Linked DNA regions of Mus musculus: all the other regions are linked to region 2. Evidence: chromatin loops called from intact Hi-C (ENCODE). Cell type or tissue: heart. All regions are shown on one strand. Links, peaks and the distances in the headings refer to the core of each region. The heading gives the core; the rest is flanking DNA. Region 1 overlaps Ucp2 (uncoupling protein 2 (mitochondrial, proton carrier)). Region 2 overlaps C2cd3 (C2 calcium-dependent domain containing 3). Region 3 holds the start of Plekhb1 (pleckstrin homology domain containing, family B (evectins) member 1).

What was found. Peaks named below come from ENCODE experiments on the same cell type or tissue, not always from the same donor. Only the 100,000 strongest peaks of a DNase experiment are listed, where the experiment ranks them.
Region 1: it touches region 2 in a loop (5-fold over the local background); 12 of 42 quality-filtered maps call a loop at or near these places.
Region 3: it touches region 2 in a loop (2.4-fold over the local background); 5 of 42 quality-filtered maps call a loop at or near these places.

What each region holds. Positions count from the first base shown.
Region 1 is chr7:100,494,539-100,505,189 of GRCm38, reverse strand. Ucp2 (uncoupling protein 2 (mitochondrial, proton carrier)) reads right to left here. Exons shown (of 8, transcript NM_011671.5): 3 at 8,242-8,464; 4 at 7,885-8,095; 5 at 6,918-7,112; 6 at 6,741-6,842; 7 at 6,274-6,454; 8 at 5,561-5,954. The coding sequence starts at 8,367. The coding sequence ends at 5,840. Dnajb13 (DnaJ heat shock protein family (Hsp40) member B13) reads left to right here. Exons shown (of 8, transcript NM_153527.2): 6 at 570-683; 7 at 1,198-1,274; 8 at 1,880-2,170. The coding sequence ends at 2,033. Among named protein-coding and RNA genes, the nearest start is that of Ucp2, 6.5 kb to the right of the region's middle. In heart, for the core only: no CTCF peak of the experiment used is centred there; DNase peaks (open chromatin) are centred at 1,929, 4,339, 6,969, 8,619 and 3 weaker places; H3K4me3 peaks cover 242 bases; H3K27ac peaks cover 1,890 bases.
Region 2 is chr7:100,424,988-100,435,638 of GRCm38, reverse strand. It overlaps C2cd3 (C2 calcium-dependent domain containing 3), which reads right to left. Exons shown (of 33, transcript NM_001017985.3): 19 at 9,490-9,662; 20 at 8,343-8,466; 21 at 5,321-5,589; 22 at 4,813-4,902; 23 at 3,066-3,668. Among named protein-coding and RNA genes, the nearest start is that of Gm10603, 39 kb to the left of the region's middle. In heart, for the core only: no CTCF peak of the experiment used is centred there; DNase peaks (open chromatin) are centred at 4,338, 5,568 and 6,318; H3K27ac peaks cover 390 bases.
Region 3 is chr7:100,657,273-100,667,923 of GRCm38, reverse strand. It overlaps Plekhb1 (pleckstrin homology domain containing, family B (evectins) member 1), which reads left to right and starts at 5,530. Exons shown (of 9, transcript NM_013746.3): 1 at 5,530-5,766; 2 at 5,932-6,005. The coding sequence starts at 5,988. In heart, for the core only: a CTCF peak has its summit at 4,468; a DNase peak (open chromatin) is centred at 4,523; H3K4me3 peaks cover 1,158 bases; H3K27ac peaks cover 225 bases.

The DNA of each region.
Region 1 (10,651 bases), core at 932-8,931, 69 kb before region 2:
GTTTTGGTTTTTCAAGACAGGGTTTCTCTGTATAGCCGTGGCTGTCCTGGAACTCACTTTGTAAACCAGGCTGGCCTCGAACTCAGAAGTCTGCCTGCCTCTGCCTCCCGAGTGCTGGGATTAAAGGCGTGCGCCACCACGCCTGGCTCATCTGCTATGTCTTGTCCTGGGGACAGCAGCTGCTTTTGCTCTCTGTCTTCAGTGGCCAGAAGAGAAGTCAGAGTTCAGGGCGGCTCACTGAAGCGAAGAAATCACTGCTGAGTTTCCGTTAGGCAGAGAAGTTGTCTGACCAGCTCAGGGTCCGACTATCACTTAAGCAAGTCCCCACCCCATCCCCCTGAGTACATTTACTTTGGGCATGCTCAGTAGAGAGGTACTTGGGGAGTGGAGAGTGATCCAGGAAGACTTCTCTAGGGGGTGGCCCTAGGCCACACTGAATATCCCCTCTAGAAAACTGGGTCTAATTCTCCATTGCACAGATGAAGACCTGGAGACATGTAGAGACAGAAACGTGGCCAATTGATATAAGCAATAAACCTGTCTGTCGCCACTTGGCTTTCCCTGCCTAGGGCCCCAACATCATCCCTGCTGACATTATCTTCATTGTGAAGGAGAAGCTGCACCCTCGCTTCCGCAGGGAGCATGACAACCTCTTCTTCGTGTACCCCATTCCTTTGGGCAAGGTGAGTGGGCACAGTGCAGAAGGGCATGGGGGCCCAGAGTGAACCCCACTTACAGCAGCTCAGGCTTCATCTCTTCTTCCCCTAACCAACTTGGACCCGTCGGAGGCAGAGTCCTGTGTCTCTCTCCGTGGCATTAGGTGGATCTGTGCAACAACCCCTCCCTGCCCACCTCATCTTTCCACATTGTCCTGGTCCTGCCTGCCTCTGTCCCCATGGTCTCCGCATGTCCAGGTGGTTCTCCTCAAGGTGCCCCTGTTGACTCAGGTCTCAGGGTGAGCACACCTGCCCGGCTGGGGCATTTTCACACTGCCCACCTCACCCTAGAGCTGATGTCCCTACTGTATGGCAGCATTCAGAGTCTGTCATCCCTGCCTTTCAAAAGCCTTACACTCTGTCATCACCGAACTGCCCAGCTCAGGGCTGGAACCCAGATAGACTCCCAAACGCCCTCTAAATAGAATGGCTGTGGTGACGCTCTGTAAACCCCTCTCTCATTCTACCCTCCGGCCTCCAGGCCCTTACCTGCTGCACTGTGGAGGTGAAGACTCTTGATGACCGGCTGCTCAACATCCCTATCAACGACATTGTCCAGTGAGTCTGTCTGCCTAGTCCCCAAGTAGTCACAAGAAAGGATGGAATGAGACTTGGTAGGGCTGTGCAGGCTGCTACCAAAGAAGGATTTCCCTGGGAACCCAGGCTGGGATTCAAATCCACTGGCCTCTGCCTGAGCCATGGGCTGTGTTCACCCTACAGAGGGATGGCCTTTCTCTAACCCATGGGAAACCCCTATATAGGCCCGAGAACCCAGTGTTGGTCAATCTCTTGTCTCCGTCCTCAAAACTTTCAACAGAGCACGGAATAGTAGCTCCCAATTCTTGTTCCAAGAGAAGTCTCAGAGAAGGGAAGGTTTGACTCCCACCCCAGGTTGGCTTTGCTTCCTGGGGAGGGCTGTGCAATTCCCGGGGGTCAGTCAGCAGGGTATTCACTTTGAGCAAGGGTTTTGAGGAGTGTTGTATTTGGAACAAGACAATCTCTCCTTCAGCTCTCTCCCACCCGCTCTGGTGTGTGAGACCTGGCCAGCTAGTGGGAAGCTGTAAGAATGGCTGAGGCTCCTGCAAGTGTGCAGGAAGTAGCGTGCACCCATCCGACACTGCTGAGTCATCTATGCTCCTTCCTTTCTTCTTTCCCTGTCTCAGCCCTAAGTACTTCAAGATTGTGCCAGGTGAGGGGATGCCACTGCCTGAGAACCCCAGCAAGAAGGGAGACCTCTTCATCTTCTTTGACATCCAGTTCCCCACCCGCCTCACACCCCAGAAGAAGCAGATGCTGCGCCAGGCATTGCTGACCTAATTCTGGGGGACCTGAGCAGGAACAGGGATGGAGAGGGCTAGCTGGGCCTTGCCTGCTCCTATCCACTCAACTCCCACAGCCTATGAAGATGGGGAGGCGTGAGACCTTAGGCTGACATAATAAAGATTCCTATCCTATAGCTATGATGGGAAGTGAGTTGGAGGGATGCTTCCTGCAGGACCCCAAAAGCTAGGCACCCAAGGCCCCATTTTGCCTTCCTAGGCACAGACTGTTCCCTGAGGCTTCAGAGTTTCTTGCTTCCATCTTGGCAACAGGAGGCAGGGCTTTGCGACCTCTAAGGTCCTTCTGCTCCTGACATCTCACAACAGACTATCTCTAGAAGGAACCATCTGTGGACTGTGCCGTCTTGAGAAACATAGACAGGAAAGCAAAGCACAGGCAGGGACAGCGCTTGTGTCCGTGGCTAAGCTGTCACTAGAACTTTAGGCTACTCCATATAGACTCACAGCTTCAGTTAACAGCCACACCCAGAACACAGTGCCAGGAGAGCTCTGATCTCTGCCCCTGGCTTTGGTTCCCTGTCTATGAGATGGGTTTTAGGCTGCCTCTGACCAGTAGCCTGCGAGACATGGGCACTTGAACTCCTGACTCTTGCACTGTTAACTGACCTTGTTAGTGGAGCTTACAGCCTGCCTACAGGTAGGAGACTGGGGTCATTGGTGTGAAAACCGCTTGGTGGACTCAGGGTTAAATTATAGAGAGGGTCACAGCATCATTGTCCTGTGGTCAGGAGGAGGTCTGGCTTCCGGAGTCACACCTATGCCTTTAGAGATCGACCTGCCTCTGAGTATTGGGATTTAAAGCATGCAGTCCCACACCCAGCTTTTGTCCTTTTAAATTTTGAGGCAGGGTTTCCAAAAGCTGGGGCTGACCTTGAACCCCTGATCCTCTTACCTCGGCATCCCACATGCTGGGATTATAAGCATGTGTCACCATGCCCAGCTACAAGATTCTTTTGTTTTGTAAAGTGGGAATGTAGCCCTTGGCAAGTGTTTTACTTTTGAACACATACAGTCTTGTCCCTGCTGTCCCCAAACCCTTGGGATCAAGTTATCCTACTGCCTGAAGCCATCTTGAACCATCATGAAGGCAGCAACAGAAAAAACCCTGAGATAAGAGGCCTAAACTTGGTGGTGCAGTGCACACCTTTAATCCCAGCACTTGGGAGGCAGATGCAGGTAGATCTCTGAGACAAGCCTGGTCTACAGAGCAAGCTCCAGGATAGCCAGGGCTACACAGAGAGCCTCTGTCTCAAAAACAACCAAACCCAAAAAACACCTGGAGATAAAGACTCTGGGGCTGGGGCTCCAGCCAGGAAGCATCTCATTTTAACAGTCAAATGTGGGCCTTCGGTCAGATTCCTGGGCAAGTCACTTCATTTCTCTAGGTCCTTTTTGTGGAATAAAGTTGTTTTGCCTGCATGTTACTGTGCCATACACATGCTTGCAGTGCCCTCGGAGGCCAGAACTCCTGGAACTCGAGTTAAACAGATGGTTGTGAGCTATAGTGTGGGCCCTGGGTCTGGAACCTAGGACCTTTGCCAGAGTTGCTAGTGTTCTTGACTGCCAAGCCATCTTTCCAGCCCTCAGGATCCATCTTTGTTTTTGTTTGAGACAGGATTTCTTTGTGTAGCCCTGGCTGACCTTGAACTCACAGAGTCTGCCCCCACCTCCCCCACTGCTGGGATTAAAGGGGAGACTCCACTGCCAGGCTCTAGTTTTTACAGCAAAGACTTCAACCCCTTCATTACAGACCTGTGGGACCAGACGGTGGAGTGTTCACTGCCCTGTGGCAGGACTGACACGAAGGTGACTGTAACCTCCTGCTCTGAGGGTGACCCTCCAGTTCTGTAGAGAGGTTGGGGAACTAGGACTTCTGTCCTGGAGGGCTCTGTGGGAAGCTTGGCCTCAGGCCTCCACCATGCCCTTTATGAGATCCCTGTAACTTCTAAGGCAGCCAGTAACTGGGCTGCCTTAGAAGGCAAAGCAGGGCGTCTGGTGCATCCCTCTGGAAGCATTGCTAAGGTCTCTGCTATGCTGTTTTCTAAAGACTGCTGCCCCTTCCTCAGGCCAACTGACAGCATTCCTAGTCATGGAGTCTAGTGGTCTCACACCTATATCACATGTCTAGTGAAGGAGCTATTGGACACACTGTGCCCTCTCTTGACCTGTTTGTCAGCTGTTGGTAGTAAACTGTCCCTTGAAGGACCTAACACAATGACCAGATCCTCATTTGCTGTGCCCTTGTGTGCTGAAGCACCAGCTGCACGCCGGCCAACCCTCACTGCGGCTTGCTGCTGCCTCAGGACCGAGACCGGGGCTGGATTTACCAGAAGCTGAGGAGAACTGGTGCTCTTCTCTGGGAGCCAATCGAACAGCCTGGCCTCTTGCCAAGCACTGGGAAGGTCTAACTTTTTAGCTCTGACCCATTCTGCTAAAGAGGTGAAGGGGCAGAAGCCATCACTTTAGGCCGAGAGGACATCCTATTGTCTGGGCCCAGTTTCACAGCTGCCAGACAATCCCCCAAGGACCCAGCACTGTGTGTCTTGCCTTGGCGTTCGATGGTGACCCGTAGGAGATGTCTGAAATGTATAAAATGGGTCGTGGAGACTTGACAGGCCCCGCCCTGCTCTGGGAGGGACCTCACCGGTGGTTCCTGCTCCTTGAGTGGTCCTGCCTCCCTCTCCTGGCTGAGGAGAGCTGGCGGGAAAGAGGACTGACTGAAACACCCTGACAATCTAAGCGTTGACTGGTCCCCAGTCTTGGGGGAAAAGGTAAGGCTTCCATCAGAAAGGCTCTTCAGAGGTCGGGTGCTACAGGTGGCTGTAATCCCAGCCTTGAGAAACTCAGGCAGAATTGTCATGAGTTCTAGACTACACAGCGAGTTCCAGGCCAGTGTGCTAGTGTGAAGCCCCGTTTGAAACAACAACAACACCCCTACAGGCTAGATCTTGGCTAGGGAGCCTGAGCCCCCTTCAATGGGTCAGACCTGCCCTGTCCCCACCCACCCCCGGTTCAGAGCATGTCTCAGGGTGTGATTATAGCTGAGGCCAGCCTGCCTTGTCTTCTGTAGGTCTATGGCCTCAGGAGGTGGGTTGCTATGTGTAAAACAGAGTAAAGTAAGCTCCCCCCCAAAATGGAAGGTTCTGGAGTTTCCCTACATCTCCTAACAAGTTGATGTGGGAGGGGCAGGGATACTTCCACTCTGCAGATAGACAGGCCTGGCCAGTGTGGGTGGGAGTACCAGGTACTGAGTGACAGCTTACATGGTGTTCAGGAAAGGGTAGGAGGGACAAAGGCTGCAGTGTCCCCTGGCTGTGCCACTGATCTCTGGAGCCAACACTGGGTCTGGAGGAACAGACTGGAAGACCCTCCAGCCCCTCTCAGATGTTACAGGCAGAATGTGGGTCACATCCCTTTTTAAAGACACTGGGGTCCTCACCTGCCTGCCAAGGTCCTGAAAAGGTCCCTTGGACCAAGACCTCTGTAAACATATGAGAAAGAAGACACCAACATTGAGCTTGCTTTATGGGTGAAGGCTGGCTGAGCTGGGCTGGGCTGGGCTGGGGATGAAGATGAAGATGTGGGCTTAGCTGTAGAAAGGGCTGAGGGCTCAGGGTCTGGTGTCAGGCCTCCTCACTGTGAGTCATCAGTACAGAGGCACAGGGAGGTGAGGTGGGAAGTAAATCGGGGTGCAGGAAATGGGAAGAGAATGGGACTGGGCAGAGGATGAAGAAAAAGACAGGGCAGGGCTGGGAAGCAGGGTCCAGGTCAGCATGGAGAGGCTCAGAAAGGTGCCTCCCGAGATTGGTAGGCAGCCATTAGGGCTCTTTTGAGCTGCTCATAGGTGACAAACATCACTACGTTCCAGGATCCCAAGCGGAGAAAGGAAGGCATGAACCTAGAGAGAGCAAACACAAGTCATGGAGGTCCCTCCACCACCTGCTTCTAACCACTGGGCTCATCCATCCACCCAACCCATGGCCACATGCCCAAGAATCCCGAGTACCCAGCTCCCTACTCCTGCTGTGCTGGGGAGCAGAACCCAGGGTCTCCAAGCATGCTAAGCAAGCCCTCCACCACTGACCCACCCATCCCCAACCCCCAGTCTGAATGCTCATTTTAACTTCTAAAAAACAGAGGTGACAGCAACTATGGGCTGTCTGACATTTGGCTGCATCTCACTTCTCTGGAGTTCTGTGAGGGGATCTGAGGCTCACCCCTTGTAGAAGGCGCGGGGTCCCTCCTTCCGGAGCATGGTAAGGGCACAGTGACCTGCGCTGTGGTACTGGCCCAAGGCAGAGTTCATGTATCTCGTCTTGACCACATCAACAGGGGAGGCGATGACGGTGGTGCAGAAGCCGGCCCCGAAGGCAGAAGTGAAGTGGCAAGGGAGGTCATCTGCCATGAAGCAGGGGGAGAGGCTGTCAGCTCTCCCAGCCGCATCCCACCATTGCCGCAGAGGGGTCTCATTGTTTTAAAGACAGACTACAGCTAGACTCTCTTAGGGGGACTTCAGAGTCTTTTTGTTGATCTCGCCTGTTTATGTGCAAAGTGGGGTTTTTACCCTGTTGGATTTGAATGGTAAGAAATATAAACTCTAAAACCCACGAGGCAAGCAGGATAACAAGATGCAGTCTTTAGACAACTAGACGCCCCCTACCAGCTTGAAGTGGCGCTAACACACCTGTCATGAGGTTGGCTTTCAGGAGAGTATCTTTGATGAGGTCATAGGTCACCAGCTCAGCACAGTTGACAATGGCATTACGGGCAACATTGGGAGAAGTCCCTGTAGAAAAGAGAACCTGTGTGAGCCCAGGGCATGGAGGAGAGGAGGGGAGAAAAGCCAACACCCAGCACACACCTTTCCAGAGGCCCCGGATCCCTTCCTCTCGTGCAATGGTCTTGTAGGCTTCGACAGTGCTCTGGTATCTCCGACCACCACCAGCCCGGGCCTGAGCCTGGAAGCGGACCTTTACCACATCTGTAGGCTGGGCTACAGCCACGGCCAGGGCACCTGTGGTGCTACCTGCCAGGAGGCGGCTCCCGATGCCTGCATCTGTGGGCAAGAGGGGTGGGGGCGGGGTTAGTGGCCCGCAGGCTTGCACTCAAGTGCATCATGCTCTTGCCAGACCACCATGCCACGGGAAGAGAGAGGCTCTAGATCACTCTTGCAGGGTTACAACCAGGATGTAACACAAAATGGAGACGGCGCTTTCTCACATAAATGTGTTCATTTACGCTACTCGGCAGCCTTGGTAAGTCAGGGTCAGTTCCATTTATCAAATGTGAAACCCAAGACCAAGCAGAGAGGCTTTTCCTAGCAGAGCTGAGTCCAGAGGCAGATTCTTAGCCCCAGCTCTACTTCTCCCTGGAGAGCGATCCTGGGGAGGGCATTGTGACACACACTTAATGCCTGCATTTGGAAGGCTGAGGCAGGGAGAGCTGTTCGAACACCAGGCCAGCCAGAGCTGCAAGGTGACACTCCTGTCTCGACCCCCTCCCCTCCCCTCCTAGGAGGGCATAGTAAGAAGAAAGAATGTGGTTGTGGGGGCTAGAGGGTGTGGTGGCTGCCTCTCCATTGTGCTTCTGGCCCAGTCCCTCCCCTATTTCAAGCCTCCATCCAAGTGTCACCCAGGAGGCCAGCTACCACCGTGATGGTTTTAAAGACCATCATGGGCTCACATCCTGCTTGGAGACAGCCCTGGTGCTCAGATAACAGAAATCAGGGTCCACCTCTGATCTTCCCGGGGTTCTTGGAAAGTCTAAAGGAGCCACTGAGCTGCACAGACAGACTAAGGTCAGTCAGTCTGTCCTTGCCGCATACTCACGCTCTGAGCCCTTGGTGTAGAACTGTTTGACAGAGTCGTAGAGGCCAATGCGGACGGAGGCAAAGCTCATCTGGCGCTGCAGGCCGGCGACCAGCCCATTGTAGAGGCTGCGTGGACCCTCAGTGCGCACCATGGTTAGGATGGTACCCAGAACGCCACGGTACTGGGCGCTGGCTGCGGTGCGCACTAGCCCTTGACTCTCCCCTTGGATCTGAAAGACCAAGATGGGGTGGTTGTGAGCACAGGGAGATGGCTCTGCTGATCTCCCGCCAGCTCCAGGCTCCTCATCCCTGCCAAGGAGTCTGACCCAGGGAGGGAGCAGATTAGACAGCATCAGGACCCTCACTCCATCCTCACCTGCAGCCGGACCTTGGCGGTATCCAGAGGGAAAGTGATGAGATCTGCAATGCAGGCAGCTGTCCCAGCCCCCAGGAACTTCACAGTGGCTGTTGGGGGCACATCTGTGGCCTTGAAACCAACCATGATTCTGATTTCCTGCTACCTCCCAGAAGATGGAGAGAAATTGGAGAAACGGGGACCTTCAATCGGCAAGACGAGACAGAGGAACTCTGCCGGAGTTCTAGGCCAAGAGGGGAGAAGCCATCAGTATCAGCAGCCCCTCCCTGGCCACCATCTACCTACCCCTGCCCAGCCTTCCCTCAAGGCACCAAGCACATCTCAGGAGGGTCCAGGATGAAACCAGGAGAGAGCTCCAAAAATAGTCAAGTAGGGTCTGGGAAGCAATTCCTGCCAAGGAACTGAGATTCAGTGAAGAACTCCTCTCTTATTTGGTATAGGGGGTGTGGCTCAGGGTCACCCTCGAAGCCACCAACCAGCTCCTGATCTCCTGGCAGAGACTGCAGAGGAAGGCCCCGTTCCTGATCTGTGGGACTTATCCCAACGGCTGACTAGGACAAGACTATCAGAGCAGGACCTGGCAGGCAAACCCCTCAGTCTTTTGCTCTGGGATCCTAAACAGGAGAGGTCCTGTCTGGTATGTAATTATGAAGGGAGACATGAGACACCTTGATGAATTCCATCCTAGCAGCCCCCACCCAGCTTGGGCCCCATTCAGGTTTACAGATGGACGCTGCCTACCCCTGCAGGCTCATGGCCAGGCACTGGGCAAGGCACCTGGCCAGCCAGGTTGCCTGTTTGTTTTCCTCCAGTGTCGGGAAATGCTCAGTTATCTGTGGTTCGATGGGAGGCACAGCTCACAGCTATGCAGAAAAGATACAGGAAACGAAAAGGTCCATTTTGTTCTTTGAGCTGGAACACCACCCTCCTCTAAGGCCTAGGAGGAAGTGAGCCCAGCACCCAGCGGGGGTGGGGTGGGGTGGGGGTGGGGAGGGTGAACTGCTTCTTCTTCTTCCCTAGTTTCACTTCTCCGCTTTCATTGGAGCAATCGCTCTGAGCCCATCTTGATTGGCTGCCTGTGTTGCTGGGGCAGAGGAGGAAAGCCCTAGCGGGTGGAGGGAGGATGTGGCGGTAGTCACCTGTGAACACAGACAGCCATGGAAACAAAACAGCTCACCCAGGCTGGGACAAACAGGGACATCAGAGGGACTCACCATGACAACAGGCTCAAGGGCGCCTCTAGGAAAAGCCTGACTTCAGTCAGGAGTCTGGGCCCCTGGAGCTCAGGGAGAATAGGAGTCAATGTCTAGGTGAAGGTGCTCCCTGACTCCTCACGGGGGAGTCTTCTCCCAGGTAGTGCTCCCCACTCCGACTCCACTGAGAAATCCTGACAGCAGCCTGGAAGGCACCTGCCCTCCCTGGGTCCCCGTTAAACGGGAGAGCTCAGAACCATGTCCACAGGCTCACTGTCTGCCCAGCCCCGCGGTGCCTCATGTCTCCCGGTTTTTCTCAGTCTCGGGCTCAGATAAGGCCCTTCACAATGGAAGCCCTTTCTGACCAATTAAACAGTTCTGAGACGCTCTGGGCAGACCTCCTCTGTAGGTATTAGTGCATGAGTCTGATGCAGGCCTGTCTAATCATGAGCTAAGTGGTAGAATGTTGTGAAGTCCAGAAAGACGAGGTCTCAGTTGCTGCCAGATCAAAAACATGTGGCTCAGCTGCCAGTTGCTGCCAGATCAAAAACATGTGGCTCAGCTGCCATTGTGAATGCAGCGTAGGGTTTGCCAAAGGTCGGGTCCTCGAGGGTTGGGACCAGAGGCAAAGATCACCTGTACTAAAGGTTTCTATGACTAAAACGCAGGCCTAGAAAGATAATCCTGTCAGGCACGGTCTGCATCTAAAGCTCCAGGGCAGCCGAAGAGAGGTCCTGAGATCCCGACCCAAAATGAACCAACAAAAACAGAATCCACTTTATAGGACCGGACAACCACTGGAGGCAATAAAAAAACAACACCCAATTTCTAATCTCATTCACAGGGACATCAAAAGCTAGGACAAAAGAAAAAAAAAAAAAAGAATGGAAGCTCAGACCAGCAAGATGGCTCAGTGGGTAAGGGTGCTTGCCATTGGGACACAGATGGTAGGAGGCCTGAGTTGTCTTCTGACCTTCATGTGCGTGCCACAGCACCCGTGTGCCTTTACATAAACGTGCATGCACACACATGCACACGTGAGCACACACGTGAGCACACATACACACCACATACACACACACCATAACACACACACACACACACACACACACACACACACACACACCATAAGCTTCTGCCCCAGCTCTGCTGTTGACTGCCAAGGCCACCTGGAACCAGTCCCCACCCCACTCAGGTTCTCCCCTTATACACTGGGG
Region 2 (10,651 bases), core at 794-8,793:
AGTTGTTGGTATCTAGAAATATTTTGTCCTTGTCCCTGCTATGTCTACTAACATTCACTAATACTAAGTGGTCACATTCCTGATCACCTTGTCCCTACTCTATCCACTAACATTCACTAATACTAAGTGTCACATCTCTGATTTGAAGCCAGAACCCCATGCTCTGCAGGCAGGCAGAACTGCTATGGGAGAGAATTCACACATGGAGGAACTAGGTAAAGACAAGAGGGGCCCTCTTCTGCAGAACATGCACACACGCTCCCACTTAGATTTCTCCCCACTGGGAAGCTATCCAGGGCTCATTTCGGCCTCTTTTATCATCTGCACACGACCTGCACCATCCTAAGGACCCACTAGGCGGGAGGCAGGAGGGGTGGCAGGAGCAAGGAGGGAGGCAGGAGGGGTGGCAGGAGCAAGGAAGGAGGCAGGAGGGGTGGCAGGAGCAAGGAGGGAGGCAGGAGGGGTGGCAGGAGCAAGGAGGGTAAGGGACACTAACAGCCGAGTTCTTTCTGTGCCAGAATTTCAGATGGGTCAATAAACCTGTCAAGATCATTCTCCCAATAATCAGTGGATTTGAACTTCACTGGCTTGCTGGATCTTAAAATGAGACTTTACTTAGAGCCCTAATAATTCCTTCTCAATCTCAAAGACTGCTTTGCTAGATTCATTCTTATTAGGAGAAAAAGATGTTACCTGCCATAGATGGCAATAAGACTGATTTTTTTTTTTTTTTTGGTCTTTTTATAGCCACTTTTCTTCTTGATACAAAGATTATCATGGTTCTCATAAGCACAAAGTGAGAGTCACTATAGAGAGAGGACACCTATATGCAACCCAGTGGGTCCTTCTTATCCTTAGGAAGTTTAAACAGTAGATGGAAATAGGTTGGCTGGCTTAGTGGATGTGGACTGACACATTTAACAAACACATCAAATGTATAAGGCTTTTGTACAAGAGAATACAAACCTTAAACTAGTAGGATATGATTGACAAAGACAATCTGAAAAGTTCAATAGCCTCTTTGGAAACACTTAATAAAAAGGGAGGATTTGTGATGGAATTCTGACCCTTGACCTATACTCTGTGTCCCAGATCTGTTTTCTTCAGCAGTGAAGTTAAAAGGCTATCTTTAAATAAAGTTAGTTCAAGTGAGCCTGGATTGCTTCAAAGACTTTTTCTCTAGTTTCGATAAAGTGACCTGAACTGGCCTAGCTAAAAAAGGCAATGTAGCATTTGATATTTCATAGGGCCCCAAAAGAACCCAACAATTTGGGAAATCACCCAGACTCACTCATTTCTCCTTTTTTAGAGAGAGCCATCTGTCCAATACAAGGTTTAGAGCTCTATGCCTAAAATCACAGCGCTTGGGAAGCTCAAGTAGGAAGATTATGAGTTCAAGGCCAGTTAAAGATACATCACTACTTCTATGCCAATCTAGCCTATACCCTGAGACCTTGTTTCAAAGACACTAAGCAAAAAGGCAAGCAAGCAAACAAACAAAAAAAACCAAAACCACATATCCACAAGAAAAGCCAAGAAACAAAACAACAAACAAAACAAAACAGAAGTAAAAGAGGGCCCTGACCTCATTCCTTTAACTGCAGAGAGTAGGGAAATAGCTTAGAGGCGTGCTAAACTGAGCAAGTGCCACGCTTGTAGAGACTCCAGTCATGGCTGGCGTGCACTCAGTTGGCAGAGTGCTTACCAGGCTTGTGAGAAACCCATTCGATCTCCAACACCACATAAACGAGATGTGGTGGTCCACACCTGTCATGCGGGTATTCTACGGGAGAGGCAGGAGGATCTGAAGTTCAAGGTCATCCTTGGCTACATAGTGCACTTGAGGTGACCTTGGGATGTGTGATACATGAGCCAACAAAAACACTTGGTTGGCGCCCTTCAATTCATTATAGTCACTAGACTCACTTTCTAGACAGCAAAGCTCTGACTTCTCATTCCAGAACCTATTATACGAACCTTCCACAGTTCTTGGAAGAAAGACCAAATACTTTTGCTTTGATGGAACTAGTACTCTGGGCCACTGTCCTGGCTTTATCGCAGTGCTTTGTAAACCTGTGCACCCTGACCAGATCATGTGGTTTACAGCATCTGCAATACACCTAACTACTTCATGCCTCTGTGTTCGCACACTTGTTCTTCCTGTCTGGGTGTGGTGGCGCACGCCTTTAATCCCAGCACTCTGGAGGCAGAGTCGGGTGGATGAGGTCAGCCTTAGTCTACAAAGTGAGTTCCAGGACAGCCAGGGCTACACAGAGAGACCCTGACTCAAACAAAAGCAAAAAACTTTTCTTTTCTCCTTTCCCTTGTTTCCCCCTAAATCCTTTGAAACTATCACTTCAGATGAGATTGTCCTTTAGTCAACCTCAAGTGCCATGATGAATGAATGGCACAGTCCAGTGCCCCACCGAGAACATCCTCTGTTTTAGTTCTTATGCTTCACATTGACTGTTCACAGCTGTATTCCATTAGATTAGAATATAGACACAGTCAGGCTAGGAATGAATTCTTTCTCTTATCTGATTCCCAGGGCCAAGTGCATGCCTTAAACACCAAATGAGTGTAACAGGAGTAAGCAGTGCGCTCTGCCTGTAAAACCTCACTTTTCCTTTCTGCCTCTGAACCAGTTTAGTAGCGTGTAGTTTCTTTATTTCAGCACTGGGCCAGGGTAGGGGGGAAGCTGAGATGTAGAGAGGCTATGTTTTCTCTCTGAAGACTGATTCTTCCCTTTCCCCACAGGGATCCCAGGATGGTGTGCCCTGTTATTTTACCAGCTCTAAGAGGTGCTCACCAGGAAAGATGAATGTCCTGAGAAGCACCAGGGAAAAGACTATCCGTGGAAGGCGTTCTTCCCAACGCACCCTCAGTGATCACACAGGCTCTGACACACCTGTCAGAGTGAGTCAAGGAGATTCACCCAAGCTCACTGTGCACACATTAACTAAGTGCTACAACACCTTAGGAACCACATTACATGTACAAATCCGATGCATTTATGTACAGAGAAGGTGCTCAAACAGAGCTAACCCTGAGTTAGCTTCACTCACCACTGATAGTCAGTGTCCTTGGAGATTTTTCCCCAAGTCTGGACAGGTCTACATAGGCTGAGCCAATCCAGCTGTCAGTCTGGTGTGGCCTCTCTAAATTGTCGTTGCCATAGGCTCGCCACACTTGGATCTCTAACTTCTCTTCCCTGAAGTACCAAAGCAGGGACTGGCTCCTAGTGACTTCTGCTCTTTTGGATGCCTTGAAAGTAATCAGGACCTGGTTTTTGTTTGTAGACTCCTTAGGTTTCCTGAGAGGAGTCCAAAAGGCTTCTTGATTGTACAGCTTGTAGCGAAGGTAGCAATATGTATTCTTATGAATGTTCATATGACCAGCAAGCAGCACACAGTGGATAGGAAGCCAGAGCCTTGGGGTAGAGATGGTGACAGTGGCTGGCACCTCTTCTTCTTTCTTGACAAGATCCTTTGGGATGCTCTCAAAGCTCCAGCCCAGCAGCTCAGCAGCTTCCAGTACCCTCTCTCTATCTCCCGGATGTGCGAAGGAAACAGAAAGCTCCAAGCCTCCTACAATCTTCTGCATCAAGTCCAGGTCCTGAGGCAGGCCTTTGTCTTCTGGTAAAATGACAGGATACCATCCTGTGATCCCTTATGGGGAAAAGGAAAGAGCTTCAATCACTGTCTCCAAAGAGAAAACACACCGCCTCTTTACATCTGATTCCCCACTACCCTGGCCCAGTGCTGAATAGAAAACACCCATGCCGGGAAGTGGTGGCTCACGCCGTTAATCCCAGTACTTGGGAGGCAGAGGCAGGCAGATTTCTGAGTTCGAGGCCAGCCTGGACTATAGAGTGAGTTCCAGGACAGCCAGGGCTACACAGAGAAACCCTGCCTCAAAAAAAACAAAAAACAAAAAACCCAAACAAACAAACAACAACAACAAAAACAACAAAGAAAAAGAAAGAAAGAAAGAAAGAAAGAAAGAAAGGAAGAAAGAAAGAAAGAAAACATACCCACGCTGGGTTGGGAGCCTGCGTTCCTCTGACCACTGAGACCCAGTGAGATTAGACAGGAAGGACAAGGCTAGAAATTGGAAGATTTGAGTTCTTTCCTTGGTTTAGACTCCAAACTAGTGGTTTGTTCTGGATAAGTCATTAATCTCCCATAGTGATCTTATTTACTCAAGTTGGTCGATTGCTAAATGAAACAATGGCTGAGGAAGTGCTTTGAAGGGAAGTGCTATAGAATCTGAAACACTGCCCTGGTATTGTGAGTGCAAAGGAAAGGGAATGGAGCAAGAAGCTGTATCCTGGGCCCAGTGCCAGGCCGGGCCTGTTTGTTCAGGCCTCTACGCAGTTATCTTTATTCTACTGTAGTGGAGAACAGAGAGGCAAAGGAATGGGTAAATGATGACTACACTGCAAATTGTGAAAACGCAAACGCAATAGCAATGTGGTTCTGGCCAATTAGCTTCTTTGAGATCATCTGGTCTGCCAAATGGAAACAGTGCTTCTTTATCCTGCTGGAAGTTTACTGTAAGGTCAAACAAAGCCCAAGGAACGATGTTACATCATGCCATATATGCAGAAGTACTGCTACTGTCTTCTCAACATGGCACCAGTTTTCCTAAAGTAGGGTGAGTATGACCTCTGACATTGGGACAGTTTTTACCATGCCTGAGAGAACTGTGAGGTACCTGGGTGAGTTCATAGCATGTGTTAGGGGACAGAATTCCTTGTGTATTTTGCAATGGGAGCTAGACAGGATTACCTCATCATGACAACATCCTTACCAGATCTTTTGACCAGCAGATCTTTCGTTGGAACCTTTACTATTCCAAGCAGATAATCCTTGCACGACTGGATACTGGTTATATCACTGACTGTTGAGTGAAGCAAAAATGAGGAGTTACTGGTGGGCACTGAGGCCTCTCTGTTTACAGTAGACTCCTAGAACATTTCAGCTCTACACATATATCAGGGCTGAGACAATGCATTAGGGATTCTCCTGTTCCCATGCTAGTCAGAGTCTGAAGGTCTTTCAGGCTGTTAATCACACCTTCCTTTTGCAGGCACACGGGAAAGTGCACAAACCTCCTGAGCACAGAACCACTCTCACTCACACTCATGCACTAACATCTGAACACTCTTTCATGAACATGTCACGTCTTACTTTTGCTCTGGCCTTTGGAAGTTGTAAAGATTATAACTCCTACTTCTCAAGTTTTCAAGTATTGCCTAGGAAGGAATATGCCATCCGAAAGAGAGCCTTATGTCGTTCTGAAGGCATTTGCTGCTTACCTGATTTGGTATTTTCATGATAGATAGCAAAAATAATTTCTGCAAACTCCAACAGCTCTGCCAGGAAGCAGGCTTCTCCACTACAGTGCTGAGTCACCAGGTTACACGGGAACTCAATGTGGTGGGAGAACTCAGGGCAGAAGGAGCAGGCCACAGGGCGGGTTTGGCGCTGCTCCCCCTTGGGCAGAAATGAGAGATGGGCGGTGACAGAAGCATTGACTCCAACGGTGGCGCTAAACTGTAAAGCGGGTTCCTGCTCAGCCAACGCCCTGTAGGGGACAAAAGGAGATGAGAAGAAGTTACCCCGACACATTAGAAATCTGCTTGCGTGCCCAGGAATTATCTCTGCTAGTCCCACACCATCCTGAGCATGCTTAGCAACAGCTCTCTATCGAGGCTTTTGGCAGTGCCGTAATGTGCTTTCTTAGCAACCTAGATCTGACTGCACATTTACATGGACGTTCAGGGGGTAAAAAGCTGGAAGAAAATATTAAAACTTGTTATTATATATACTAAAGCTTATCTGTAGGACACTTTTCATAATGTATTTAGCATATTAATATAGATGTACCTGAAGATAATTTATACATAAAAAAGCACACCCCAACTTGAAACTATGCTAACTTTTAAATTAAAATGCTCAGTTAAAACTGGGATACCACTGCTACTAAAAATGGGAAACTCAAAAGTTTTAATGTAGGGAGTAACCTGATTAAAAACTACCCTGAGGTGCTGGATATAAGGTTACCCTGTCACTATAATAAAGTGAGACAAAAACTAGATTTCTTTACTATCTTACTTTAGAACATACCAAAGCAAGATCAGTCTGTAAACCTAACACTCTTGCATAGCCTGGGTGACCCTTGTAGCTTAACAGGTTCAACTTTGACTCTCGTCTCGCCTGCCCTTCTTCTAGATAAAATGTAATAAGAAAGACAATGCAGCAAAGTGTTGTTCCTTTGGGCCCTTTCCCAGATGAGCAAATCCCAGTTAGATGCTCCAAGTCCTCTGCAGCCCTCTCTGCTTCCCCCTGGTGTTTACTTCCTGTCACTGCAATTAGCAGTAAACCCAACTTGTTCAATGAAATTGATACCTGTGATCTTAGTGCAGCGCCTTTAGTGTCATTTGTTATTGGCAGATGATTATGACCAATTTTATTAGCTCTGGTATTTGGGGTCAGAGAAGGCTCATCAAGCTCTTGTAGAGAATCCTGGTTCTGTTCCTGGAACCCACACCGAGTGGTCCACAACTGCCTGTAACTAACTTTTAGCTCAGACACCTTCTTCTAGACTCCAAGGGTATTTGAATGAACATGGTACACACACATCAAATAAAATAAAATTTATAAATATTGCTTGAAAGAAGTTATTTTTAGTACATTTTCATTATCTATTTTTGTGTGTCACTCATTGAGGTCAGAGGACAACTTCTAGCGGTTGTTTTCTCCTTCCATATGTTGCATTCCAGGGATTAAATTCAGATCATGAGGCCTGGTAACAAACACCTTAACCCACAGAGCCATTTTACTGCCCTGAAAGCGTTTGGACAAACACTAAGATGTTGCTGGGTTCTTAGCAAAGTCTACTTGGAGAGTTTAATAAGGAGTGGTTTACTCTGAACCTTCATCAGCTGCTTCAGCATCAGGCCTCACACGGGCAGTAACCCCGCTACGCACGCATTTAGAGACTAGGAAAGTTCCAGGTGAACAATCTGACTCAGTCACAGGGAGAGAGGAAGTTAGGGGAAGTTGTTTTCTTCTTGAACTCATATTAGAAGTGAGCTAGTTTGAAGCAAGAGCCTGGTGTACTTCTATTAGTGCCTCTTGCTGCCAGAGCTCAAGCATGTGATATGTGGGGTGCAGAGAGGATTTCACAAAGTATCTAACTAGAGGAACTGACAGTCTAGTGTGGGAAAACGCATGCCCAATAGAAACAGAGCAGCATGTGTTACAACCTAGGTGCTAACAGAAAAGGAGGGCTGCAGAGATGCTACAAACTCATCAAGGAAAGTGAGAGTTTAAACAGGCAAGAGGAAGAATATTAAGGCCAAGAGAAATAACAGCAAAGAGCTGAAGGAGACAGCCACACTGTTCCCCTACAGAGAGGGACTGGGCAGAATAAACAGGAGACAAGGGACCTGAGTGGGGAAATGTGCTTAATGTGTTCAGAAGCAACAAGAGGGCCAGTGACAGGAGTGGAGAAAACAAAGATGATAGAGGACCCTTACAACACTACAAGGACTGTGGCTTTCTTGCTTTCTCTTTTCTTCCTTCCTTCCTTTGTTCCCTCCTTTCCTTTCTTCTCTTCCTTTCTCTTCTTTCTCTTTTCTTTCTCTCTCTCTTACTCTCTCTCTTCCCCCCCCCTCTCTCGACTTATTTATTTATTTTATGTACGTGAGTACACTGTAGCTGTCATTAGACCCACCAGAAGAGGGCATCAGATCCCATTACAGATGGTTGTGAGCCACCATGTTGTTGCTGGGAATTGAATTCAGAACCTCTGGAAAAGAAACCAGTATTCTTAATCGCTGAGTCATCTTTCCAGGCCAAAGTTAGCCCCGTGGCTTTCTTTTAGTAGACACGTGGTAAAAATTGGAGCTAGCTTTAATAAGTTATCGGCCATTATGCTGAGAACACATGGAATAAGTACAAGATGGGGAAAAAAGGATGTGATCTAGAGACGGACATGCAGCCAGTGCACAGCATGGTTTGAGGGTACAGAGCATAGCCATGATAGTAGGGGACTAAGAAGAGAGAACACAAAGTTGTTGCAAAGTGAAGAGAGGAATTTGCAATAACAGTATAAGAGACTACAAGTGATTTCCTGAAATTCTGAAATGCTTTCTTTAACAGAAAGTCATGGTTAGTGAAATGGAAATTTTTCACAAGTCACCCACATGAGAGCATCACACTATATAGACTACACCTCAGGAAGGTCTCAGTCAGTCACCCACATGAGAGCATCATGCTGTATAGACTGCACCACAGGAAGGCTTAAGAAGCACTCTTCAAAGGTGGACTTACTTGGCTGCTGCCTGAAGACCACAGGCTCTGATAATATGGACTGAGATGGAGACAGCTCGGGCAGCAAGAATTCCCTCTGCTGTTCTTGGGCTACGCCGGTACCTCAAACCCACATCCAGGAAACCTGATGAATGAAAACAGGAAGAAAAAGACTACTAGGTTAGCTGGAAGGATCTCTGTCTCTATAAACCATCAGCTCCTAGCCAGGGAGACAGGAGGATGACTGCAATCACAGCTGCTTATAATACCATTTAAAATGCCAAATTCTTCTTGTTAAGCTCTTTCAAGTTCTATTTTATCTTTCAAGAACTATCTATCTATCTATCTATCTATCTATCTATCTATCTATCTGGGGTGGGGAGAGGTTAAGTGTGAAAGTCAGAGACAATTTGTGGGAGTTGGTTACTTCTACCAAGTAGGTCCTAGGGACTGACTGACAACATGCCAGCTAGAAAAATTTGGTGGATAACTTGCAGTCTGCCTAAGATGATCAGACTTGGCAGCATATGCTGAGCCATCTTGTTAGCCTTCTCTTGAGGCTGGAGGGGTGGCTCAGCATTTGTTGCTTGCAGAGGACCCACATTCAGTTCTTAGACTCCTGTGGAGGCTCACAACTGCCTGTACTTCTAGTTTGAAAGCATCTGACTCCCTCCCTCCTCTGACCTTGGAGGGTTCTGCATGCATATGGCACACCTATGGATGGCATAAATACACATAAAATAAAATCTTAACCCCCCACACACGTTCCCTGGCAGGTGTTCCCTCCCCACGAGTGAATACACACATCAAAAACAATTTTTAACCTTCTCCTTATAGTCAATCCACAGTCCAAGCTCATCACATCCCACCAGTCCCACTTCTGCTTATGTTGGCTTAGAATAACTTTCTAGTGTACCTAGAAAGTCTTCAGCATTTATGCTAAGAGGGCTTTTTAAATGCTTAACAGTTCAAGGTAAAATGAGACAAGCAACATTTATTCAGAGTCCATGGAACCGGGCGTTTTCTCAAATTATGTGCAAAGTTGCAATATATATTCTATACCTGTTTTTCTAAGAGTGGGTGAGATGCAAAAAGGTAAATACCCCCAAAGTGAAGACTCATTAATTTAGAAAAAGAAATTTATATACACTGCCTTTGAAAAGGTTACCTGATGACTGGTTCTTTAATTCTTTGCTGTGCTCAAGTCTGGAGGTTAATGGGAGATTAAAGCTCTGCATTCCCACATCTTCACGGTACTGCATGGTTACCATGGCACAGACCCTTGATAATGGCAAGGTTCCTTTGGCAACCATCTGGTCCCTTACGTTAGGATAATAGTATCTGAAAACCACAAAAGCACACATGCCAGCTAGAATGATCAGGTGAATAAACTGCAGTCTGCCCCAGGGATCAGTTTTCAGTAGTGAGGTGTCTTCTGAGGCCAGCTGTGGGACTAGTGGTGTACGATGGTGGCTGTGCTGGCTGGATACACTGCCCATCACATGGAAGCAACCTTATAAGTCCACACCCTTGGCTCAGGGTGACAAAGCTCTGCTTCCTATAGGTTTTCTGCATGAGACTCTGTATGTGCCTTGGGCCTTCTTCAGGGCAGGGCGGTCGCTCCCTGGTCCCTGGGGCTCATCTTTGTTTCTAGGTCTGTGATGTTTTAATTTCAGTAGGACGAGACTCTGGGGGTACCCACTCTATTTCCTTTCCATGTCACACTAACTCCTTAAGTCATGGAGCTGTACACCATAGTTAGGCAGTTGTAAAAAAATCTATTTTGTGTCTGGTTTCCACCTGATTGTAGAGAATATTTGTGTCACGTGACAGTACTGTCTGTGACCCCAGTCTCCTTCCTTTACATTCATTTGTGTTCTCGTAATCATTTTGTCGATTACCTGGCGGTTACAGATTACAGATGCTGGGGCAGGGCTGAACATTTACAATCAGACCACCATCCTTCCTGGAAACCCACCAGTGCCTGGAACATTGTTTTGTGAGGACTGTTTTTTTCTGATGGTGGGAAGAGCAGTTTAGAAATGGGGAGAGCAGCTGGGAGGCTGTCCCAGTAGTCAGGCCTCATATGACAAAGACCCCAAGTAAACACAGTGGTGAAAGAATACCAAGGACGGTGAGCACTATCTGTGAAGGGAAGTGGGAGGTAAAGCAAGGAGGCCTTTGCTCCTACTATAGGGGTACAAGTAGAGACACAACTGCTCAGAAGAGCCTAACATATTGTCAATTCCAGCCACAAGCTACTGTCAGATATAAACAATGTAAAGCAAGAGGGTTCTGCTGGGCTTCTTACAATAGTTCCACCTGGCCAA
Region 3 (10,651 bases), core at 1,394-9,393, 230 kb before region 2:
GGCAGTTTGAATAGGTATGACCCACACAGACTCATGTGTTTGAATGCTTGGCCAATAAGAAGTGGCATGATTATGAGGTGTGGCCTTGTTGGAGACTGTGTGTCGTTGTTGGGGGAGGGCTTGAGGTCTCTTATGCTTCAGCTCCACCCAGTGAGGAAGACAGTCCCTTTCTGCTGCCTATGGATCTTGAGTAGAACTCTCAGCTCCTTCTCCAGCACCATGTCTGCCTGCACACTGCCATGCTTCTCACCATGACAATAATGGACTAAATCTGTGAGACTGTAAGCCAGCACCAATTAAATATCTTCCTTTATAAGTGTTGCCATGGTCATGTTGTCTCTTCACAGCAATGAAACACTCACAGGACTTTTTGGTTGAGACAAACATACCCGCTGGAAGAATACTGTATTCTATAGAAAAATATAAGTAGCATACTTGAATTTAGACTCGATAAGCCTGTCCACTATTCCCTAAACTACATACAGTTTATGAGCTCTCCATCCACCACACACATCTCAAATAGTGAATGCTTTCTTCTGTGCCTAGAGTTCCAGGTACCAGGTTAGAAAAGTTACTTGTTGGCTTTTTCATTACAATAAGTTTTAGTTGGTTTAACAAAATAAACCAAGGCTATCTCAGAGCCCAGACTTGAGCTGAGAATCCCAGTGTGATCTCATGTCAGCCCACACTATTTACACTTTCTACCCAATAAGATTAAAAGCAAACCGCTGGGACTCAGGAATACCTGTATACCATCCCAGTACTCAGAGGCAGAGGCAGGAGGATCTCGAAGTTCAAGGCTAGCCTGGTCTACAAGGCAAGTTCTAGGATAGCCAGGGCTACATGGAGAAACTGCCTCAAACAAACAATAAAATAAACCAGGGGGACAGTGAGATGGCTAAGCAGGAAAAGGTACCAAGCCACCAAGCCTGAGACCTACCCAGGACTTACAGGATAGAAGGAGAGGAGTGATTCCAAAAAGTTGTCTTTGACCTCCACATACCTGTGATGGCATGTGCACTCCTGTACACACACACACACACACACACACACACTCACACACACACTCACACATACTACACACTCTATGCATATATATTTACAATATGTTTAGTCTGTGTGTGTGTGTCTGTGTGTATGTGTCTGTGTCTCTGTCTCTGTCTGTATAAGTGTTTGCCACATGTGTGAGGGTGCCTAAGAAGGCTGGAAGGTGTGAAATTCCCCTGGAGCTGGAGTTACCCAACAGTGTGGATGCTGGGAACTGCACTCTGGTTTTTTAGAAGAGCAACCAGTGCTCTTACCTGCTCAGAAATAGCTCCCAATCTTCCACCTAGAATTCTCTCTCTCTCTCTCTCTCTCTCTCTCTCTCTCTCTCTCTCTCTCTCTCTCAAAGACAGCAGGATTTCACAGTAACATAAACATAAAAATGGAATTCTTTATGTTGGCCAGACTGATCTCAAACTCACAGAAATCCCCCTGCCTCTACATCCTGAGTGCTGAGATTAAAGGCACAAGCCATCACACCTGGTGCAATAGGTTTTTAAAGTAAAATAAAAATGAACCAACAGTGTCTGGCTGGGGCTGTGCATACCTGTACCCTCGGCACTTGAAAGGCAGGAGGAGCTTGAAGCTAGCCTGGGTTTCACAGTAGGATCTTGTCTTAAACAAACACAGAAACACAAAAATCTAAAGGAAAGGAAAGAGGGCAGTTCCCATGTGTGAACTGCCCTGGGGCTCAGTTGGGGCTGCTCACCTTCACTCAGAAAGGTGCAAGGTTTCTCTCCTTTCTATCTGGCCAGAGCTAGAGTGTGCTTTCTTGCTTGCTTTAGGATTCTCCTAAGCCCCTCTACCTGCTGTGTCTGTCATGTGGCTGACCTCCCTGTCAGCTTAACTCAGGCGGCAGAGCTTTTTCTGTCTCCTTTCTCCTCTTGACTACAGCTTGTCTATCCCAGAGTAAAACTTTAAAAAAGGAAATGGATGTGGGGCATGGAGAGACGGCACAGCAGTTAAGAGCACTTGTTGTGCCAGGCAGTGGGAGGCAGAGGCAGGCAGATTTCTGAGTTCGAGGCCAGCCTGGTCTACAAAGTGAGTTAGTTCCAGGACAGCCAAGGCTACACAGAGAAACCCTGTCTAGAACCCCCCCACCAAAAAAAAAACCCCAACCAACCAACCAACCAAACAAACAAAAAAAACAACCCCCAAACCAAACCAACCAACCAAACAAACAAACAAAGTACTTGTTGCTCTTCCAGAGAATCTGGGTTCAGTTTCCAGCACCCACGTGATAGCTCAACCATCTGTAACTCCAGTTCCAGGCATCCAACACCCTTTTCTGGCCTCCTCAGGCACCATATGGTACACAGACAAGCATGCAGGCAAAGCTCCCATACATATAAAATAAAAATTATTAAATCTTAAAAAAAAACCAAGAAAAAAGAAGTAGGGTTGGAGAGGTAGCTGAGATAGGAGCCCTGGCTGCTCTTTCAGAGGATCCATGTCAATTCTAACACCTACACGGCAGCTCACAATCATGTGCCACTCAAGTTCTGGAGAATCTGCTGACCTCTTCCAGTCTCCCTGAGCACCAGGCACACACGTGGTGCCAGATATATATGCAGGGAAAAATCCATACACATAAGTAATACATTTTTAAAAGATTGATTCATTTATTTTATGTATGTGGGTACACTGTAGCTGTCTTCAGACATACCAGAAGAAGTCATTGGATCCCACTGCAGATGGTTGTGAGCCACCATGTGGTTGCTGGGAATTGAACTCAGGAAGAACAGATAGTGCTCTTAACCCCTGAGCCATCTCTTCAGCTTTGATAAGTAATACTTTTGTAATTAAAAACAAACAAACAAATACTCAATGAATTTCCAGAGTTTATATTTAAAAGGTGTTCCTCTCTCCCTGGGGAAAGTCTGCTTTTGCTTTTTTTTATCTATCTATCTATCTATCTATCTATCTATCTATTTATTTATTTTTGAGCTGGTTTTGCTCTATAGTCCAGGCTGATCTTCCTGCCTCAGCTACCCAACTGGTTACATTACAGGCATGCCCACAACCTGTTAGCTCACCTTTTATTAACTTCTTGGAGCCAGTCATTGTCCAGGGACACATACCAAATCTGGCTGTATTTAAATTCAGTATTGGTGCTGGGTAGTGGTGGTGCATGCCTTTAATCCAAGAACTCGGGAGACAGAGGCAGACGGATCTCTGAGTTTGAGGCTAGCTTGGTCTTCAGAGTGAGTTCCAAGACAGTCAGGGCTACACAGAGAAACCCTGTCTGGAGAAAAGCAAAGTACAGACCCAACCAACCAACCAAACAATTCAGTATCTAGATCTGTGGTTTTGGTTTTCCCAGCTTCCTTCTTTTCCCTGTCTCTGCATCCTTCTTTATGAGGCTGATGGAGAATCTTTTCATTGAAGTTTGCACTGCTGTTGGAGAATCTTCCCTTTTCTTCTGGTTGCTAAATCCGGAGAGTGTAATCTGGGAGATGTTTGCACCGCCCCTCCCCCACCCCTCTGAGGAAGATGCTTAGCTGCCCATCTAAGGAGGGGAGGAGGAAGAACCAGAGAGGATTCTGGCGGGAGGTGGCAGGACCAAGGTTCAGACTCTGAGGCCAGCTTGCTTGGTTGTTTCCTCTCTCCTCCCTTCTCTCCCTGGCTTCCTTCAGTCCTTCTGCAATCAGCCTCCTGGATCCTCTCTGCTTCGCCCATATAGAAATCGTGGTTGACAAGGAGATACTCTCAAATGCTGGTCTCTGGCAGCTCTGAGTGTAGACAGGTGGGTGAGGCAGTAGGCGGGACCCTCTAGTGTCACAGTCTTGGATGCCTCTGGAATTGGGACACTTAGCCCTGTAAGTGTGACAGCATTAGTGAAGACTTAGGAAGTCAGGATTCCTCAGTCTATGGCTGCGACTGGCATTTCAGCTTTCAGGCAGACCTACTCACAAGGAATCCTCAGCCCTTGGTGGCGGTCAGCGTTACAGCTGACCGGCCCTAAAGACTTATTGGCTCCTTCCGCGACCGGGGCTAGTCTCAGTTCTCCTAGCTCTCTTGCCATCTCTCTGCCTCTGTCACCCTTCTTTCTGTCCTGACAGCTTTTCTTTAACTGTTAAGCACCTTGTCACCTTGCCACCTTCATGGCCAGTCTGTCAGTGCCACTCTTCTGTCCCTGCCGCTTCTTCTATCAGTTACCAGCTGACATGTACCACAGTAGGTAAGAAATTGCCCGGAGAAGCTTTCTATTAGGCCTAATGAGCAACACCAGAGAAGGAAGGTGTCTTTGGTGACTAAATGAGGCTGAGCAACCCACTTATACAGTCAGCGGCCTCGTGTTGGACCCATCTCCTCCTGACCGCTTTAATGCCAGTCACAGGCACGGAGGGAGGTTTGCTTTTGGAACAATCGATGCTTTGCTTCTGGAGAACAGTTACAGCAGTCCCTCTCTAGGCCACTAGAGGACGCGTGTCCCTCTCTAGTAGATGGAGACAGCTGGTCGCAGCCGGTTCACCTAGAGTTCACCAAGCCTAGTAATCCAAACCGCTGGAAACAGCCCAGGCTGAAGCTGCTTTCCGGAGTTGGCGTCATCAGCTGTTATCCTGCGCATCCCCGTGGCTGTTTGACTTAAAAGCCTTTTTTTTTTTTTCCTCAAGGTAACCAGAGCAGCAAAGGAGAATCTTCAGAGCTGCTAATGAGGGAGTCAGATCACCCTGCCCCCAAACCTCTGCGTATGTGCAGGAAAATGAACTTCAGGAGTATCTAGATGAGAATTTAACTGATCATTATCAACATAATAGCGACTATAGAAGTATTTTAGCGGCTTAACCTGCCAATATTCTCGGGAGAGATAGCTCCCTGTCTCCCTTCCTTCCTTCCCGTTCCTTTCCACTCTTCCCTCCTCCCTTCAACTTCCTTCTCTTTTTCTTCCATCTGTCTATTTCTTTTTTTGTTTTTGTTTTGTTTGTTTGTTTGTTTGTTTTTTGTTTTTCGAGACAGGGTTTCTCTTTATAGCCCTGGCTGTCCTGGAACTCACTTTGTAGACCAGGCTGGCCTCGAACTCAGAAATCCGCCTGCCTCTGCCTCCCGAGTGCTGGGATTAAAGGCATGTGCCACCACGCCCGGCTCTTGTTTTGTTTTTTGAGACAGGGTTTCTCTGTGTAGCCCTGGCTGTCCTGGAACTCACTCTGTAGACCAGGCTGGCCTCAAACTCAAATCCGCCTGCCTCTGCCTCCCAAGTGCTGGGGTTAAAGGCGTGCGCCACCACTGCCCGGCATCTGTCTCTTTCTCTCCTTCCTCCCATCCCGGTTATAGAAAGGAGAAAAATTAGTCAAAATTGGGTAGGGTTGAGACTTTCCAGAGACCAGAGAATGAGTTAAAGGCACAGAGATGAAAAACAGCGTAGTTTGAAAGATGCGGTTGCTGGGGCTGCTAAGAGGGGATGAGCTACTGGCTAATAGGATCTGTTGTGCTAAATCCCCCAGAGCACGCACAGCACGAAAGGGCTGAAGCACTGGGGTGGCTCTGGGTCAAGATTAAAGAGACCGGGGAGCCAAGAAGGGAGACTTAAGGAGCCAGGCCGCACAGCCACGACTGGGGAGATGGAGATGGACACAGCCTGCTAGGCCTCAGAATGAAAACTTAGCCCTGCCCTAAACTGGGCCAGAGAACCTGCCTTGCCCCATCTCCAGTCTCCTTTATTCCACCCTCCTCCCTACCCTATCTTGGAGACCTGGATCAACACCACCTCGGAATCACCAGGTGACTTGGCCAAAAACAGAAGGACAGAGGAGATCTCAGCCAGGAAAGCCCGGGAGGGGGCTGGAAAAGAGGGTGACTTTCTTTAGGACTGGTGCGGTCCCTCCCTACCTCTCCCTTCAGCGCCTGCTTGGTAGCTCTTTCCTGATCCCTTTATCTCTAAGGCAGAGTCAAGCCCCACTTCTGGAACCTTCTTGGGGATGCAGCTCTGACCATCAGGAACCATGAGCCCGGCAACCCCGGTAAGGACGAGTTTCTGGGGTAGGAAGAAGTAAGGGGGGGGCTTCCCAAATAGGTAATGCCCTGGTCTCTGGGATTCTCTGCTCCTGCAGAGGTGGGGAATGGACTGAGCTAGTCAAAGTAGCGACTGTGGAGGGTCGGATCCAGGGGACAGGACCATGTAACCCGCTAATCATATGACCTAACCCCCTGTTTTGACCGTATTTCCCCCAGGCAGTCACTATACACACGGTCCACTGCCTCCCAGTCCTTGTTCTAGCCTGGTACCCTCTGCAGCGCTATCCCTTGCCAACCCACATCTTCTCCCCAACCCCTCATTCATCTTCTAAGCCTACTAAAGACCTGGACTTTCCAGCAGTGCTTATGTGAGGTTCTTTGATCCACACTGGGGAAATGTTACTTCCCCTTCACGACCCCTCAGCTTCCTTGGGGAAGCCTTTCTGAACCCCTTGGGCAAAGAGCGACTTCCTCCTGGGTAAGCCACACTCTTTGCATTGGCTACTTTCACCTCCAGTCTCCTCCAGTAGACTGGTAGCTAGAGTTGTATTGGGAGGGCTCCATGCTGCGTTATAGCACTGTGGTGCTTTACAGAGCTAGAGAACGCTAACATCCGAAACCGGGATGGAGCCTGGCTTCTCTCTGCACTCTGTGTGTGTGTGTGTGTGTGTGTGTGTGTGTGTGTGTGTGTGTGTTGTGATGTGTAGTTTGTTTGAAGAGTTGTTTGTGAAGTGGTAGTGAGGAATCTAATATATAGCCCAGTCTGGCTTTACTATGTAGCCAAGGCTAGTCTGTGATTTCCCAGTCCTGCTGTGTCAGCCTCCCAAATATGGTCCACCCCACTCTGTTTTTTTTTTTTTTTCCTACTCAGGCATAATTTCCACTTATTTTTGTTTCCAGAGAGTATTATTTTCTTCAGTCTGTAAAGGACTTGGGTTCTTTACATAGGACTAGCCTTGGGGTGGGGGGGGGGATACGGCTACAGGGCTGGGACAAGGATGTTCAGTCTGTTGGGGTTCATGTAAGTGTTTCCTTTCTAGTTGTTCACTGAGAAGGAATAGAGCTTCATATACAATTTGGAAGCACAAAGTTGCTGAATAGGATCAGAAATGTCTCTGGCAACTGTGGGTGTGGCCACTCTTACATTTTGAATAACAAACTTTTGTTATTGTTGGTTTGTTTGGTTTTTTTGAGACAGCATTTCTCTATGTAGCCCTAGCTGGCTATATAGGAACTGACTCTGTAGAACAGGCTGGCTTTGAACTCATAGATCCACCTGCCTCCGCCTCCTGAGTGCTGGGATTAAAGGCATGCACTACCATGCCTAGCTTATTTTTTTTCTTTTCTTAATGTATATGAGTGATCTGTCTTCATGCACATCAAAAGAGAATTATATCCCATTACAGATGGCTGTGAGCCACTATGTCATTGCTGGGAATTGAACTTAGGACCTCTGGAGGAGCAGTCAGTGCTCTGAACTTCTATTTCTCCAGCCCCCTGAAAGCAAACTTCTAAAAATTAAAATGACATTTATCTCTATATGTGCATGGATGTGCACAGGTATAACCCTACACTTGTGGAGGTCAGAGACAACTTTTTGTCTCTCCTTCCTCTTGGTGGGTCCTAGGGATATAATTCAGGTCATCAGATTTGGTGGCAGGCACCTTTGCCTGATGAGCCATCTTGATGGCCCAGAGAAATGTTTTATTATTATTATTATCATCATTATTATTGGGATACTTGCTGTGTAGCCCAGGCTGGCCTTGAATTCCTGGGCTCTCCTGGTCCTGAAGCATCCTTTAGACCAGTGGTTCTCAACCTGTGGGTCACGACCCTTTTGGGGGTTGCATATCAGACATTTACATTACCATTCATAGCAGTAGCAAAAATACAGTTGTGAAGTAGTAACTAAATAGTTTTATGGTTGGGGTCACCACAATGTGAGGACCTGTACCGAAGGCTCACAGCATTTGAAGGTTGAGACTCATTGCTAGACTGAGACTCTAAAGTAGCTGTGGCTTCAGGCCAGCCACCTGCTCAGTGGAAATTGGCTTTTTTTTGTTTTTGTTTTTGCTTCAGTACTGGAAATGGGACCTAGGGTTCCACCAATGCTGGGCAAGCCCTCTACACCAAGCTATATCTCCAGCCTCCTCCTCCTCCTTTCCTTTTTTCTTTTTAAAATTTTGAGACAGGCCGGGCGGTGGTGGTGCATACCTTTAATCCCAGCACTTGGGAGGCAGAGGCAGGTGGATTTCTGAGTTCGAGGCCAGCCTGGTCTACAAAGTGAGTTCCAGGACAGCCAGGGCTATACAGAGAAACCCTGTCTGGAAAAACAAAAGAAAACAAAACAAAAAAAATTGAGATGGGTTCTAAGTTGGCCAGATTGTCCTTGAGTTCATTCTGTAGCTCAGGCTAGCCCTCAACCTCTTGCGTCTGAGCCTACCAGGTACCTGGAGACTGCACATCTGTACACCCAGGCCCAGCTTCGGCTGAACTTAGCTCCTTGTCCTTGGGTATCCCGGGGCAGGGGCAGTTTGTCCAGCAATTGTCTATACGTGTCTATTGCCCTTTGGGGCATGACCTTTCCTTCATTCTCTCTCTCTCTCCCCGGCTTGAGACCCCAAGCCATACATTTTTTGTTTTTATTTTTCCCTCTAAAAGTTTTTGTTTTCTGAGATGCTCATTATGTACTCTGGGAAGTCTCTCTTAGACTGCTGACCTTTGATGATCCTCCTGCCTCTAGTGCTTGCCTTTGTCTCTTGAAGATTACAAGCCAGGCTTCAAGCTCCTCTCTCTCTCTCTCTCTCTCTCTCTCTCTTGATGATGATGATGTGTGTGCACGTGCACAGCCACCCTTCCTTCATAGCCATCTGCCATGTTTTCTGAGACAAGGTGGCTTAGGATTCATGGTCAGGTGAGGCTGGAAGGCCAGTGAGCCCCAGGGATCCAACTGTCTCTTCCTCCCCAGGACTGCCATCCTGGCTTTTATAATGTGGGTTCTGGGGATCTGGACTCCGCCCCTTGTGCACCACTTTACCGACTGAGGTATCTCCCCAAGCCTCCAGCCACACAGTTCTACAAGAGAAAGTCTTTTATGTCAGGGATGGAGTGTAGATCGGCATTTAGCAGAACCTGTAATACATCTCTAGTAACAGAAGGGGAAAAGTATTTTCTGAAAAATAGGCGAACAAATAAATGTAATAGAAAAATAAATTGAGTGTGGTGGTACACATCTGCAGTCCCAGCTGCCCAGCAGATCATTTGAGGACAGCCCTGGAAATATAGGCAGATCTAAAAAGAGAGGAAGGAAATAAAATTACTTACTTCTTCTGGGATCAGCACAGGATTGTTATTCCGGGCTGCTTCTGCCCAGTGTAGAACTGCAGACTACAAATCCCAGCATGGCTCGGTTATTGAATTTCTCCACGCCACGCCCCCTCCCTGGGAGTGAGTTGGGTCTGGAGGGCGGGGCCCCGGGGGGAGCTATGCCCCAGGCACTGCGCAGTGCCTGGGAAGTGAAATGCCTCTGGATCTCTGGGGGTAAGCAGAGCGCAGGTGCGACCGGTTTGGGTAGCAGCTTCATCGAGTAGCGGGCATTTGTGGCAGCAGTATCCACAACAGGTGTGAACAGGTGGGTGCATCGAGGGGAACTTGAGAGGGATTGTACACTCGACCCTCTTGTAAGATCTACGTCAGAGCTTGGAGAGGGGAATGAGCCAGCGGAGAAACACAAGAGGCCAAGGCTTCTACTCTAGGTGTGCCAGCCCTAGTTGCGCAGCAACAGGTGTGAGCAGGTGGGGGAAGGGCTGTGGGTCACCCGCTCATAAATAAGTCGTTCTTAATAAGAGAAGGAAGACACCTCAACTCCAGTCTGAACTCTGTCACATACAGGGATGTGTCACTTGTCCCTGTCCCCCTCAGTTCGTCCACCTGTAAAGTATTCTTAAAGGTCTTCATTAACAAGGGTATCTGGGGACGTGGAGGTTTGCGATAACTGACAAACTTTGGGGTTACCTGGGGGTCCTTAAAGACTAGCAGTGCTTGTCTCCACCTTCACAGTTAGAATTCTGAGCCAACCTGATCCTGCATATTGTGTGGTGGTTTTTTATTTGGTTGCTTTGTTTTTCCATGACAGGGTTTCTTTGTATAGCCCTGGCCATCCTGTAACTCTGCAGACCAGGCTGGCCTTGAACTCAGAAATCCACCTGCCTCTGCCTCTAGAGTACTGGGATTAAAGGCATGAGCTACCACTGCCCAGGATAGTTTTGTTTTTTAAAGACAGTCTTACTCTGTAGGCCTGGCTGGCCTGGAACTTGTTAGGTAGACCAGGCTAGCCTCCAATTCACAGAGCTCTGCCTGCCTCTGCCTCCTGAGTGCTAGGATTAAACACTATGCCAACTACATCCGACTGCCATTGGGTCTCTTTAAAGCTCTCGGAGAGGAGCCCGGGTGACTGGGTGTGGATCCTGCCTCCATTGCTTTGTAATTAAGGGGTTCTGTGTAGTTTGGCCCTCTCCAAGCCCGTTTCCACACAGTCTTTGAAACAGTCATGAAGGCAAAGATGGATAGGAAGCTCAAGTGAGATAGCAGGTAAAGGCAGACAAGGGCAGCAAGCGAACGGTGCTCAGCAGCATAGTTGTTATTTCATGTA